Linked DNA regions of Homo sapiens: region 2 is linked to region 1. The links are chromatin loops, found by intact Hi-C in ENCODE. Cell type or tissue: A673. All regions are shown on one strand.

Evidence for each region. Peaks named below come from ENCODE experiments on the same cell type or tissue, not always from the same donor. Only the 100,000 strongest peaks of a DNase experiment are listed, where the experiment ranks them.
Region 2: it touches region 1 in a loop (3-fold over the local background); 17 of 110 quality-filtered maps call a loop at or near these places.

Annotation. Positions count from the first base shown.
Region 1 is chr6:45,432,992-45,440,991 of GRCh38, reverse strand. It overlaps RUNX2 (RUNX family transcription factor 2), which reads right to left. Exons shown (of 9, transcript NM_001024630.4): 5 at 2,941-3,045. Among named protein-coding and RNA genes, the nearest start is that of SUPT3H, 59 kb to the right of the region's middle. In A673, no CTCF peak of the experiment used is centred here; DNase peaks (open chromatin) are centred at 3,681, 4,011 and 7,881; H3K4me3 peaks cover 1,345 bases; H3K27ac peaks cover 3,350 bases.
Region 2 is chr6:45,927,351-45,935,350 of GRCh38, reverse strand. The region is part of intron 4 of CLIC5 (chloride intracellular channel 5); the gene reads left to right. Among named protein-coding and RNA genes, the nearest start is that of CLIC5, 85 kb to the left of the region's middle. RefSeq lists enhancers at 7,296-7,959, 7,960-8,000. In A673, a CTCF peak has its summit at 4,740 (motif pointing left); a DNase peak (open chromatin) is centred at 4,710.

The sequences.
Region 1 (8,000 bases):
GCAAGGGTTGACAAACTACAACTTGGCCCACCAATTATTTTTATAAGTAAAATTTTAGTGGAATACAGATCGAGTATCCTTAATCTGAAAATCCGAAATGCTCCAAAATCTGAAAGTTTTGAGCACCAATATGATGCCACAAGTAGAAAATTCCACACATAAGTACATAACACAAACTTTGTTTCTTCCACGAAATTATTTACATATTGTATAAAATTATCTTCAAACTGTGTGCATAAGGTGTATATGAAACATACATGAATTTCATGTTTAGATTTGGGTCTCATCACCAAGGTATCTCATTATATACGCAAATATTCCAAAAATTAAAAAAAAAAATTGAAATCCGAAACACTTCTGGTCCCAAGCATTTTGGATAAGGGATACTCAACCTGTATAGCCATGACCATGAATGTATGTATTTGCTTATGCTGCTTTTGAGCTACAATGGCAGAGTTGAGTGGTTGTGACAGAGACCACCATACGGCCCACAGAGTCTAAAGGATTTGCTATCTGGCACTCCGTAGAAAACGTGTGCCAGTCTGTGTTCTAGAGGATCTCCCATTTAACATTATATGCACCAACTAATCAAACTCCTATTATACTCACTGTTTAAGAAAATTGGAAATATTGTGCATTTCCCACACCTGGGAGTGTCAAAATTAAAGAACCATATTGAGAAGAGGGCTATGCTACAAATATTCAATGCCCAGGATGGCCAAGAACAGGGAGGAAAAAAATAATCCAGCACAGAATCCAGGTTATAGGATTCAGCTGTCGCTCAAAGCAGACCCATGCTTCTCTCCAGACACTGACTTCGTCAAGTCACCCTATGATGTCAGGAAAATGACCCCGCATTTTCACCGATATTTTCAGTTAATAAGAAATGTTACTCAGGCTTATCTAGGGCAGGTGGCCTACCACTTGCAGATCTGTATCTGCTTCCACCGCCCACCCTGGGCACCACACAAAGCTTGAACTCAGGTCCCACGTATACCACCTGGCCCCTCTACTCCTAACTCTCACTGCTTTCAGAGCACTTCTCTGCCTTTACAAGGCAATTCTCTGCCTTTATAAATTAGTCTATTGACTAATTTGGACAAAAACCTCTCTGAAATAAGGTACTGCTATGCACACTTGAAACAGAAGTGACTTTTCCAAAGCTACCCTGCCTTCTCACTTATTGTCATATCGTTCAGAACAGGGAGCACCTATCCTTCCCTCTTTCCTCTCCCAGCCATCAACTTTTGAGCATCAACTCTTGTGTGTATGTACACATATACACACACAAACATACACACACACATACACACACACACACACGCACACAAACACACGCAAATGGTTTTTCCAAGAACTGAGAAAAGCAGCTGAGATCAGCAGGAAATATCTTTAAGAGATAAGTATTAGCGGTGCTACATTTTAAAAACCAACTATCCTGCTATGTGCATTACTAAAATGGACGTCCTGCCTTTTCAGGAATTCCGGGGCTAGTCTGACCAAAAGTTAGAAGACATCTTCCATCATAAGGCATCATCCCCAACTTATGGCTATCCAGAAAAGGCAGGCAAAGCCCCAAACCAGGCAAAGCTCTGTTCTATTCACCTGCACTCCATAACCACTAGCCCTTAGGACTAGAGACTTGGTGCTTACACACATGTGTACAGCAATCACCTAACAGGACATTCCCAAACTGAACAGACAGGGCCAGCACTGACTCAACATTATGAACCTGGAAGAATGCCACACACATGAAAGGAGAAGAAAACAAAAACCTCAAAGACTTGCTTTTGAGGCAGGAAACCTCCCTAGTTCAGGCAAGCAGTCAGCCTTTGTGAAAAGAGACAGCAGCAAAAGGGACGGGACCCACCATATGCTCCCACTGCTAGGAAGGTATGCTGCTTGGGTAGAGGCAAAACTTTATGAGACCTTTTCTCTCATTTTAGGGGAAGAAAAGATATGCCACTCTCATGGTCTATGCAGGTTGATTGTTATAGAACAAGTACTTCTGCCAGCTATGCCTCCACCACAAACCAAACTGACCTCCCTAAATGCAGTGGTTAGGATTCCAATGTATTCACTCAGCAAAGGCAGAGTTCTATATGATGTTTCCATTGGCACACAATTGTTAATGGTTTATATATCAAATAATCTTTAATCTCTAAATATATTCAAATACCGCTATGCTGAGTTTGTTCAAAGCAGTTTTTTGGTGGGGGTGGGGGAAGCAAACCTCGGTCATTTTAGATTTAGAAGGAACATACATATTGGCCCAAGTAGATTATGTGCGCTACCTGAAACTGATTGCCGGTGAAACCTTCTGGATGTCCAGACAGACAAATAAACCAAGATGGATTTAAACGTGGTTTGACTCTATCTGTTAAAAGAAAACTACCTATAACAATTACTAGAGCATGACCAAACAACAGTGTTGTAACAATCAAGCAAGTTATCATTTGCAAATAAATTCTTTGTAATTAAGCAGTGTGCTCTTCATAAAGGGAATTGAGTGGGCGAGTTAAAAAGCTAAAACACATTCTTAGGCCATGGGAAACACATGCCAGTGCTTTTTGACTAAGCTCAAGATTTTTAAGTTTGCTCTTTTCTTCCTCAGCTCTCATGGGTCTATTCTGCCCCATTATGTTCAGTACATGAGCAAAATTTCTTAGCAAATAGTTAACAGTGACTGAATAATTATTCACTCATTTCCCAAAGCTACGGAGGCCTTAGTGATTGTGTGGCAAAGGTTAAAACCGTAGTTTTATTTTCTACTAACTCTGAAGTTTGACTAACTCTCCCTCACTAAAAAAAATATATGCAGATAGCAAAGTCCACAAAGACACTATGGACATGAAAGTGACACTAACTCATTTGGAATAAATTCCTCATAGGGTCTCTGGAAACTCTATTACTTTCTTCAATAAAAAGGGGAGTACTTACTTCTGGGTTCCCGAGGTCCATCTACTGTAACTTTAATTGCTCTGTGATAGGTAGCTACTTGGGGAGGATTTGTGAAGACGGTTATGGTCAAGGTGAAACTCTTGCCTGCAGATATAAAAGGGGAAAATATACAGTGAATATTAAAAAACAGTGTTGATGATTACACAGCAGCATAGATTTCCAAATTGCATTTAAGCATCTCTAAGGAGGCAATGAAACAAAGACAAGAGGCAGGACTCCTTCTTCTAAATTGGAAACCCTCCGATGACCACTTTAGGACATTTCCAAATTTGCTTAGAGTCAAGATCATCGTCCTCATTGTAGTGCTACACAGGAAGACTCCAATTCCAAAAAAGCTCCTCAGTAGCAACAGTTGTAATGAAAACAAAACCCTGGTCCACTTGAGGAAGGTTCTTTTTCTTTCAGTTTTCTCCAACATCAGGAACACATCCAAGCACAGACAATTTTAGAAGTCTTTATTTAGGGTTGGGTCATGACCTCACGAGAGAACAATAGTAAATCATTGTTGATTATGTTATTTACTTCACATAGCTTTAGCATTTCATTTGCTTAGCTGCACTACAATAAGAAGATAAAAGAGGAAAGTTCTTATGGGAATCATTTTAACAGGAGCCAGTGTCTCCTGTCCTGGCCGTAATGTGCCTGTGGTATGATGATTTCATCATTACTGGAACAAAGTTTTTCTCCTCCCTGTCCACCCCTCCCCTAACATACATCCTTGCTGTTAAATCTTGAAATAACCCCCTGACAGCGACTTACTTTTTGCTAAATGAACATGACATCTCTCAGTATAAACTCAAATTTTGCTTTTAGCAGAAGGTGTGCTTCATTGAAATATTACATCTGATGCTTCAAATTAATGAGCTAAAAGCGACGAATAAGAAGGGGAAAAGAGACAGGGAAAAGTTTGGTAGCATATTTGGATGTCTGTTTTCTCCAGAAGAAGATACCATTCTCTGTTGCACAGACTTACTAACAGTTGTAATCAGTTAGATTTGCAACGGTTAATCATGTCAGATAGTCAAAACTGCAAACTGTTACAAGACAGGAAGAGGTGGGCGTGAAACAGTGACTCAATAAAACATTCAGCAATCTCAGGCCAGAGTACTCATTCAGTCTGCTCCTGTAACAGACCTTTAAAAAGCTCATTTTGTTTTGCTTTGTTTTTTGGTCAGAGATTCTTTTTCCCTTACTGAAAACTGAGAGTATTAAACCAAAACACAAATCTTTGACAATATGTACCAATGCAAAGTTTAATGCAGTCTTTTCAAAGCTTAATATGGAACAGGTTATATACAAGGCTTAATGGAGAACAGGTCTTTGGCTGTCAAGTCTAGTGAATGGGTTTTCTTTTCAACCTAGACCATGTAAGTTCCTAAAATCTGTTTAAGACGCACATCATTTGTTACTGAGTATAAATAGTTTTAAGTCTCCTTGGCTATACTTTTCTATAGCCAAGGGGAAAAAAACAGGAAAGAAAAGACAGGAATGGGGTGGGTGCAGTTTGAATAGGGAAAGGTGAATAACAATTAGAAACGTATTAAGTGCCACTTCATACACATTATCTCAATTAATCCTCCCCGCTTAGATCTCTCACCCCCATTGCACAAATAAGGAGGCTGAAGCCTCAAGAGACTTAGTAATTTACCCAAGTTCATACAACTAATAAATGAAAAAATGAAGATCTGAACCTCATTTTTCAGACCCTAAAATTAATGCTCTTTTTTTTTTAAATATTCTGTCACTTGGCCACTTCCTTAAGTGGCTTGATCACTTGCCATTTAAAAAAATTAATAAGTAATTTATTTCTAGATGCGTCCCAATCAGCTCTATGTGCCCAAGAAACAGTAAACATAAATGGACTAATGCAATATCTCAGGATGATGAAAGCATCTATTTTTAAAGTGTCATTGATATATTTTATCCACTATATTGGCTATTACACGGATTTAAATAATTTATAATTGGTTAGCAAAGAGAGGCTTTATTATAAGCGTTAAGACTAACCAGAAGAATAAACCAGCCAGGAGTCTAAACTAGTTACAGAAAACTAAAAGCCTACAGAATTAGAAACCAGAAACTTGAATAGGAAGCCACTGGGTCCAAGTTAGAACCTCAAAACAATGGAAAGATCGCAAAAAGTAAAAGAGCTGAATCTCTAGATTGAAAGTTAATTTACACTAAAACATTTTAAAGTGCCATTTTGGGGTCAGATTAGTGGTCTATGGGCCCAGGATTGCCTTTCTAACAGTGGCTCCCATGGCTGTGTTTCAGAGTCAGTTTTCATCTATGGCACTCATCTTAATAAATCAAGGATATATACAGATCTCAGTTATCCTTAATGTCTCTAAATAACCTGGTAGAAAGATTGTCGGCTGGGCGCGGTGGCTCACGCCTGTAATCCCAACACTTTGGGAGGTGGAGGAGGGCAGATCGCCTGAGGTCAGGAGTTCAAGACTAGCCTGGCCAACCTGGTGAAACCCTGTCTCTACTAAAAATATAAAAATTAGCTGGGCGTGGTGACGCACGCCTGTAATCCCAGCTACTCAAGAGGCTGAGGCACAAGAATCACTTGAACTCAGGAGGCGGAGGTTATAGTGAGCCGAGATGGTGCCACCGCACTCCAGCCTGGGTGGCAGAGTGAGACTCCATCTCAAAAAAGAAAAAAAGATAAAATAGATTGTCCATAAATTTATTTAAACCAGTTTTGGTAACAGTTCTACTTGAGACCTTTACAACTTACTTAGGATATTAAAAGTCATCTATGCTTCCCCTAAATTCAGGGTGACGCCTCATGTAGGAACAAAAGCCAAAAATAAAATTCACCCTTCAAGTATAAAGCATTTAAATTTTCAGAGTAGAATGAGTTCTCTATAAAAAACTGCTTTTAAAAAGAGATGGGTTTGGGGGAGGAAACAAGTAGTTAAGTATAACTATGATCTGCCAAAATCAGACCCTAAGGATCAAGATGTAATTAACAACTACAGCAAAAGTGAATGAGGCTCCTTCTGCTTCTTATTGCCCCTTCAGAAGAAATATGTATGCAATGTTGAAGAAATTTTCAGAAATTACCAACCAATTTAGTAATTGGTTCTTCATCCTATAATAATAATGCACCTCTTAAGTCAAATGTTTATGTGGGCATTCATGATTTCCTTAAATTAATTTTTTCTCAAAAATCCCCTTTTTATCACTTTCCATAAGTGATAAAATACAGCCTGTTATTTTAAAATGTAGGCTCTCAAATAGGGAGCTAGCAGTCAGTAGATAACTAATTGTGTCATCCATGGCTTCATCAGGAAAAAGAAAGCATACCAAAAAAAAATTTAAGGACCAAAATCATTTTAAACACTTCTCTTTAAAAGATTAAGGATAAAAAAAAGGAAAAACCATGAAAAACCTTAAGCCTCTCCTAACTTAATGCAAGTTCCACTGATGCTCTACTTTTATTCTAGCACTTTCAAAAGTTGTGGTCATAAGATGACCCATAAAGTCAAAGTCAGTAGTGACATGACTCCTTTATAATCTAAGATTGTTTTTCAGTTTCTGAGAGTTTATGTTTCTACCAGTGGAAAGAAAAAAAAAAGTGCAATATTTGAGGAACTTGGTGTTTTTTTATAACACTACTGAAAATAGAAATATTTAAAGCCGGGAAAGAAAATACAATGGTAGCAGCATGTTGATCCAGACTTAATAGCTTAAGAGAAATGTAGAAGTGTGAAAATCAAAGAGGAAGCTGGAAGAGTCTGTTATAAAGCAGGTCAGGTACAAAGGGTACAAAGGCAGGTTAAAGGGTTTCCTGCCACTGAAAAACTGACCCATTTTTTTTTCAGAGTGTGATCTGTTATCAGTGTTCTCTGTCCTTTTTTCCTCTTCATCTCAGCTTGATATTACTGTTTCCTTTCATACAATGTTAATGCAGTGATATAAAAATATATTATTAGTGATAAATCAATTTTTCTTTCTCTCTCCACCCACTCCCCCTACCCCCCATCTAAGTCTTGAAGACAAGTCTGGACCAATTTCTCCATCCTGCCTCTGGCAGCAGACTGTAGCATTTCAGATCCTCCACCAAGTCCCGGCTGCTTCAAAGGAAAAATCCTACTTTCTTCAGTTAAGATCATAAGAAATATAGGGGGAGGGGGTCAGCTCTGTTTGGACATAATTACACTTCATCAAAAGAAGCTTTCTTCATCTTCCATGCGTGAAAAGTCTGCAAGCAGTTAAGTCTGTCTTTTTTTTTAAATATAAAAATTGCTATTTGGGAAACCAGCCAAAACTCAGAAAGCCAATATAGTAAAACAGTGCACACCCTTTGTTTCTCTTTGAAGTTTCTTAAATAAATATGTTGAGGGTTTACAAAGTACACTATCACTTTGCCATACTTTCTACTTAAATTGATCAGAAAAAAGTTATGCAGCATCTATATAATACAAAAGTAAGATAAATGAAAACACTAGTTTGAATCTGTAATGTAAAATTAAGCATGGCACCCAATCCTTTAAAAACTAAAATTCATTACTCTAGTTAAAAAAAAAAAGTATTATTACATAAGAAGAAAGATGCAATTCAGAGCATACAGGTAAATCATCATGTTCACATTTTTCTTGATTCTAACTAGAAAAAAAGGAAAACTTTAATTGCATAGTGGACCTGCATAAGTAAATGAGAAAAAGGAAGAATGAATACACACACACACATACTCCAAACCTAATCAGTCAATAGTGATATAGGATGTGTCTTTTTTTCTTCTTTTTATGAAAGTTAACTAAACCTGATGCAGAGATAACTCCCTTAGTTTTGATTCTACCGGAGGCTGTGAGCCTCATTTTATTTCAAACAACATGTCAGTGACAGTATCTCATTAGCATGAATCATTTTTTTTAAGTTAAAAAGTACAACTTCTTGGCCCTGTTCCTAGAAAGTAAACTAACACTACTCATCGGAAACAGCCTTGCTTGAATTTCCCTTATCAAGTTTTTACAATGGTAATAATTTGACATCTGATCCAAACTAAAGAGCAATTATTAGACATGGTT
Region 2 (8,000 bases), 490 kb before region 1:
CCTTCTGCAAGCCAGTGCCTCCACCTCTAGCAAGCGTCGCTGTGAAACACCCCTCCCCGCCTGCCACTGGAACACCCCTTTGGCTCCTTGGGTTTGTCTCTTCCCTAAAGGGGTTTCTTTGACACCTACTTTAACATGTCCCCCACTCTCTGTCATTCCTAAGAGGATGTGGACTTCTCCCTCTGAATATCTGTCTTACATTTTGCATTTCTTACCCTCAATCTGCCATTTGAACAGACTCTAAAAATCCCTGCAAATCTCTTGGTTTTCAAGAAATTCATTTTAGTTACTTATCATAATCTAGGCAGAAAGTGCTATATTTCACTTTATTTTCCACAATCTCTCTTTCCTTATGCTTCAATCCTAGCAATACACATGATTTATTTCATGTTCTGTCCCCATCGCATATGGCAGGTAATTAACAAATGGATCTAATGTGCATCTTGAATGCTCTATTTTGATTAACTAATTTGAAAAGTCTCCTACCCCTTTTTAAAATTTCTTCCAGGTCTATCATGTTTCCCTCAGATACAGTTAATGTCCTACCAAGAATTACCATCCTTGTTTTTGGTGCCAGTGTCATATTCTCATGTGCTTTTGCCCCTTTTCTTTTTAGCTGGAGAGGAAGTAGGCATGCCTATGCCTGTAGCCTAAGACAAAAATTCAGTATTTCTCCTGCTCTATTCACGCTGACCACCTTCCATCCAACCTCCTTTTGCGCAGCCCACTTCCACAGGACTCCCTTTCCCCTAGTGAGAGGTCTGAAAAGCCCCAGGGGCAATAGTATCTCATCTGTATCACATGCAGTCTTGGGGCTTAAGCTCTCTCAGGCCTCCCAGGCGACCTGCACTAAGTGGTGTTTTGCCCAATCTGGATGGTTTTAGTCTTTCAAGGCTTCCTTTGAATTCCCTCTTTTCTTCCCCCTTCAAGTCCACTTTTCTCTCTTATTTCCACCTCTGTATTCCTCTGTCTTGGGGGGCCTTCTTTCTATTTTAAAATTTATACTCCACTTGTTCCAGAAAGGCTTTATAGCTACTCCCAGGGATGCATAAAGCACGGCAAACCAACAAAGGCCAAGAGGAGGTGAGAAAGAAAAACAAGGAGACAACCATCAAATGGAGCCCTGGGTGAGCTAAAACAGTCAGGGCAGCCCCGGGGCCTTCGTGCGCCACACAGAAGGTAGACCACAAATTTGGCTCTAAACTTGTGAGCAGACAAAGCAAAACAGGGCCCCTGGTCAGCTGCAGCTCGGTCCTCCTAGAAGATAAAAACAAACCAGCCTCCCAGAAGAATAACAAATATTCCTGCTGTGAGCCGCAGGCACGGAGGAGCTGTGGTTTCCATTTTCTTTGGCTCTCCCCTCCTGTGACTTCTCTTTCAGGCTGCTGTAGACTCCAGGCCCTGCTGACTTCCTGCTGCTCTGACTCCTCTCCATCTTCCCCCACCTGTGAGCTGTGCTCCTCCCGATCTCACAATCCCTGTGTTCTCTCTTCACCTGAAACTCACTTTCTTCCTTTCTCTCCATCTTCTCTGGAAGACTCAGGAGACCTCCCTGCAGCCTCAGGCGTGTGTCGCCAACCTCCCTGCCCCTCTCTGTCCACCCAGCACATGGGACACAGAACAGCCTGTCTGGGCTTATCTATTTTCATCAAGATGAATGGGCTCCTGCACTAGATGTGCAAAGATGTACCCCTTTCACTCGCAAGGCTGCACCTAGTTCTCTTTTTATGGAAGACTCTGAGATGTCCTAACATACTCTTCCTAAAATACTTGTCCTAATAAGGTGCTTCTAACTTCCGAAAGAAAGCCCTAAAAACCTTCCTTGGTATCTGTGACGTGCTGGGCATGTGCTCAGATTGCATTGCCCTTCATCAGTTGTAACTGCAGTGGCCATGTTTTCCAAACTGAAAATCAGATGCCTAACAAATTGCCTTCATTGAAAATAATCAAATTATAAGAAATTGGTACTGTCCCAGGAAATCCAGGACACATGTCCCCAGATGAAAAGCACCTGGTTAGGGCTAAGCCCTCTGCTTCTCCTTTCTCTCCAATCCAAGCTCAAACGTGGTTACCAGAGGGCGAGGGAGTGTACCCTAGTTCCCACCACCTCCTGGTTCCCAATTTGTTGCTGGAACAAAAAAGTGGCCATTAGCCACACAGGTCCCTGAGCAGTCTTGGTTCTGTTTCCAAATAAAGGCCAAGGTTTCCACCTCCCTAAGGCTCACATCAGAGGCTCCTCTTTCTGGAACCTGGAAGCTCCCTGGGCTTATTCTGGAAAAATTGATTGTCCCTGCCACATAGAATGGAAGAAGACTCTCGGGTTATTCTAGGAACCTCAGTGAGTTTATCTCAGAATTTGGATGATCATTCCCACTGAATGGGAACGTGATTGAAGGAGGACATTGTGGTTCTTATTAACACAATATCAATGACTGTCATCCTGCCTCTCTCATTTCCCTTCCTCATCTCCTAGAGCCCTCATATAAGGCAGCAGGGGCAAGCCAGCCACAGGTGCATTCCTCGCTCTTTCCTTGTCTTCTTGTTCCATTCAGGCCCGAATCTTCAAATTGCTCCTGTCTTCTCCTTCTAAGAGGTGCCACCTGCAGTGGGTCATGCTCCTGGCTGATGCTGCTAGAAAAAGAACTCATCTGTATCACTGGCGGTCTTTCTTTTCCTTCCAGGTTTTCATGGTTTGTGTCCCCAACAACTCATCCCTGTCCTCCCATCTTGCAGACTGCCTGGTGTGACCACACCGACAGACTGATTCCTGCAGCCGGCTCTGGTCCTCCCTACCCCGGGGGTCACAGTGCTTCCTTCCCTTCGCTCCCTTTTAATAAGATCTTAAGACTCTTAAAGTAAACGTATTAAGCAAGATCATCCTCATTTGATGTATAGAAAATTTAGGCTTACACACTTCAGCTCAACATTAGAAAGTTTACAATTAGGCCGGGCATGGTGGCTCACGCCTGTAATCCCAGCACTTTGGGAGGCCAAGGCAGGCCGATCACGAGGTCACGAGTTTGAGACCGTCCTGGCCAACATGGTGAAACCCCGTCTCTACTAAAAATACAAAAATTAGCTGGTCGTGGGGGCATGTGCCTATATCCCATCTACTTGAGAGGTTGAGGCAGGAGAATTACTTGAACCAGGGAGTTGTAGGTTGCAGTGAACCGAGATGGTGCCACTGCACTCCAGCCTGGCGACAGAATGAGACTCCGTCTAAAAAGAAAAAAGAAAAGAAACTTTAAAATTAAATCTGTAGAATGGACTGCCAGCAAAAGAAGTGAGTATCCCATCAACAGAAAGGACCAAAAAGAGGCTGGATCTTTGGAGGCAGGAACTGCCTAATCTAAGGTGTCATTGATTGTACGACACTATTATTTTAAATACTGGCTGGGCACAGTGGCACACACCTATAATCCCAGCACTTTGGGAGGCCGAGGTGGGCAGATCACTTGAGGTCAGGAGTTTGAGATCAGCCTGGCCAAATGGCAAAACCCAGTCTCTACTAAAACTACAAAAAAATTAGCCGAGCATGGTGGCGCACACCTGTAATTCCAGCTAGTTGGGAGGCTGAGGCAGGAGAACCACTTAAACCCGGGAGGCAGAGGTCGCAGTGAGCCAAGATCATGCCACTGCACTTTAGCCTGGGTGACAGAGCAAGATTCCATCTCAAAAACAAACAAACAAACAAACCTCTAAGAAACAACAACAAAATGCTATCACTTAAACAAAGTGTTTTCACTTAACCTCTCATATTTTGATTGTAAGACATTGCCTGATTTCACAGATGTTAAAGAGTGAAAAAAATGTGCACCTTAGACTTGAGACATAATAGTGGACTTTCACAGTCCTTTCCAGATCTAACCTTTTATTACTTCCTTGAGGCTATTCAGTGACATGTCAGACCCTCCTTTTGCTTGACCTTGAGCTGCCCTGTTGGAAAAAAAGTGAATCAAGTTCAACATTGCTTCTAAATTGCCCTGGGATAGCGATACTAGCTCCATTTCCAGTAAATAGCAACTCTGTTCTCTGTCCCTCTTGCCTGGAAACAGGTAGCTCTTCCTCATAAGTCAGGGCTTGGCAAACTTTCTCTATATAGGGTCAGATAGTAAATAGTTTAGGCTTTGCAAGCTACATAGCCTCTACCAGACTCTGCTCAATTCTGCTGCAGGAATCATAAAGCAGCCACAGATAATATGTAAACAAATAAATAGGGCTGTGTTCCAATAAAACATCATTCGTGGACACTGAAATTTGAATTTCACATCATTCTCACTTCATGAAATATTATTCTTCTTTTGACTTTTTTCCAACCATGCAAAAATGTAAAACACAAAACAATACTTAGCTTGAGGGCAGCATGAAAGTAGGCAGTGAACTGGATTTAGTCCTTGGACTGTAATTTGCTGACCTCAATCTTAGGCAGTCCGTGGCTACAATAGCAAGTTCTGTTAATTTCAGTATGCCTCAGCCTCCTCAACGGTAATATGGAGATTGTAATAGCACCCTCTCTTGAAGATTTGTCATGTTAATTAGATGAATTAATGCATATAAATCACTTAGGACAGTTCCTGGCACACAGTAGGCACCAATATGTGATAGCTATTGCTGCTGCTGTTGCTGCTGCTGCTATTAATTTCACAGTGCTCCCCCCGCCTCCATACCTAGTGTCCACCCTTTGGACTGGGCAGCCCAGCTTTCCCTGTAATGAGGAAGCATGTGCTGCCCTCTTCTGGCAGGCAGAGGAATCGTCGCCAGAGCCAGCTGATGTGATTTATTCAAGGCCTGTGGATTCGAAAGGGTCTTCCTATACAAAGATTCAGTTTTATCTAAGCCAAAGCTTAGACGGTTCAAACAAGGCTAGGTCTTCTTCAAGGCTCAAAGCCACCTTCCATTATCTGTCCCCCACACCAAGGGAAGGGCATGTCCACCAGGCCTGACGGATCTACCATAGGAGGTCCCTGGCTGCCCCTCCCAATGACAACTACCCCCAAATGCTTCTTTCTCCCTTTCCTCTTCTCCTTCTACAATCTCGAGTCTTTACATTTACGAACTTCCTTGACCTAAAATAAAAAAGTGCTTGAAAGGATTCAGAGCGGCCTGGGAGGGCTGTTAGCCTAGAACTAACAAGCCCCTTATTATCAAAGGCCCTGTGCTTTCCCCCAGGCGTCATGAAAGCCACTGCTGCTGGGGGGTAGGTGGGGAGGAGGGTGAGGGACAGTGAAGTGGGGCATTTTTTCCAGATTCCCAGGATGTGGTGAGCCACGTTTAAAAAAGAGTGTGTATATTTATTATTCCAAGCCACTTCAATCATAAGGCGCTTCATGCCTTCTCCCCTTCCTCCCTCCCAGCCCCCAGCCCCCGTGTCACAGTGGCCCTGTCTGGAGGGCCTGGCCATCCAGGGGATGGATGCGGCACCCCCCTTCTCATTCTGCCTTGTGCTCTGCCACAGGCCTGATGAGAAAGCTAAGGCCGTGTGTAAAAAGCAGCAGGAATGTGAAACCTAATTACCCTGTAGCATGCTCAGAAACAGAGTCACTTAGGTGGCCGTGGGGCTCCATGTCTACTCTGTTGGAAGCAGTTCTTTTGGAGGACAGTTGGGTCCCAGGAAGACCGCTGCAGAGGCCTGGGAGCCCCACGGTGGGCTGTTATCAGGCCATCTTGGTGAAGGCTCCTGGGTGGTCAGGCCGACCTCCACAGCAATGCGGATAACATGTGACCGTCTCACCACTTCCTCATAAAGCAGCCATTGCTGTCTCCTTTCAAAAACGCCTCTGGTCACAAAGGGACCCTTCAGGCTGCCTTCCTTGGCAACCCCTGTGTGCAAATAGCCAACTAGGGGTATTTTGTTTGTTGGTTTGTTGGGTTAAAGTTTTGCTTTGACTAGCATTCTTGTAAGGAAAAACAAATAACCTAGGCTCGGTGGGACCCACCTCGGAGGTCTGGTGGGCTCTGCACTTGCATGTCCTCGTCTCCTCCCTCATGGAGGGTCCTTGGGGCTGAGGGCAGGAGGGAGAGGAGTGGGCAAATGCTTCCTCTGGTCCCTCCCATGAGCTGCCTGAGGGATTCCTCCAGAGGGTCTTTGATTTGGTTCATTATTGAGGTGGATGCTTCCAATTTATAATTTAACAAATCTTGCTCCTGAAACGAATCCTTGGGCAGTTGTAAGGAAGGCGGTTGGTGGTGGCGTGGCCTGTTGAATGGGGCAGGCATGGGGAGAAGGGGGTGGGGAGAGCTGGGCCCTGCGTGGGTGGGCGCATTCATTAGTGGAATTTTGCTGTGTGGGCTCCTGGACTGGAGTAGAGCGGAGACCACCAACACCATTCCATGTGGTGGAATTTCCCGCTGTCTGACCAGAATGAGTTCTCCTGGCCTGGCCTGGATGCAGATCAAGACCTGGGGAATAAAGGAACGTTAAATAACTGATTTGCACATGAGTTAAATGTTCTTTCACCTCTTCCTACCGTTACCTCATCCTATGCAACCAACACCTCTTGTCTTTGTGCAGTCTACACATAGGAACCAAATACGTTTCTCAATCTCTCTCTCTCTACACACACACACACACACACACACACACTTATGCACTTCGTGTGTGTTCTGATGTTCTTATGTACTGGCAAAGGCCATCACATACCTCCTTAGACAGGCTCATTTCAATTAATCTAAAAGAAAGTGCTTACATGCAAAATTATATTCATGATGGGACACAATATATTCATGATGGGACACAATATCCCACTAAGCACAGGATATGCAGACCACAGAAGTACAATAGTGTGTCCATGGGTGTGTGTGTCTACATTTCATTGTGTGTGTGTAGGTTGAAAGTATCACAGTTGGTTTATACAATTACTACATTCATAACCCCTTGTCTGTGGTTAGGACGTAGCTTTGAGGAAACTTTTTCCAAGTTTCTGCTGACCTTTAGGGGAGAATATCTCTGGATAAGTTAACCTGTAGAACAGATTCCCTCATTTTTGGTAGAGCTGGGGCTGAAAATGACAAGATGTGAAATCCAGGTGGTGCACTGAACCTTCTAGCAAAAGCTTCAGCATTTCTCAGCTTTTAAACATCTTTTGCTACCAACTAGTGTTGCAAAGACATAAGAACTAAAACCAGGGATTAAATCTAGTCTGGTATTCTGACTTTATCAGCAGTTTAGAGAGGGTAATTTGTTGGGAAAAAGTTGCTACATGGAACTTTGGCTTTAAAACCCCAGGCTTTCTTTCAAATCCTGCTCCAGCGCCGTCTTGCAGGAAGGCACTCCACCCCATCTCAAGCTTGTTTCCAGGCTGAGCCGGAGTAGCCTCATGAGTTAAGACAGGCACAGACTTAAGGCTTAAGCATAAAGCAGCACTTCTTTTCATTCCTCTTGTTAGCCAGACCATTTTCTACCTTGCGAATACATTTGAATCCCGTGGGGGTTTTAGAGGAAGAATAACCCCCATAGGTTCTTAGTTGGAAGGGACCCCTGTAACAAAAGACAGATTAACAAGAGAAAAACAAGCAGAAGTTTATTAACATGTATATTTTCTATAATGAGGAGTTCTCAAAGAGATGGCTTTGAATTCTAGTTTCACAGCATCCTCATCAAAGGACAGTAAACTTTTAGAGATGTGACAAGGGAAAAAACACTTTGAGTCTCTAGGGGCAGCAACTTCGGGGGATAGCAAATGAATGGCAGATAAAGGCCAGTTAGCAAAGCTTGTTCAATGTAGATTCCTGCAGGGCCATCTCCAGGAGCATAAGCGTCTTAAGTTGTTTTCAGTGGTTCTCCCTGGTAGAAGGGGGGAGGCAAGATACGTTTTGTCTTTGTAAATCTACGTCCTGCTTTTAGACAAATAGAGGGAGGGCAGAGAGCTTTACTGCCTCTGTTTCTTCTGAATTGTCTTCATCTCAACAATCCTTCCTATTTTGGGGGTGGCATATCCTGGTTTCCCACAGGGTCTTGTTACGAAGCAGATATTGAGGTAGTGGATCTGGGGCAAGGCCTG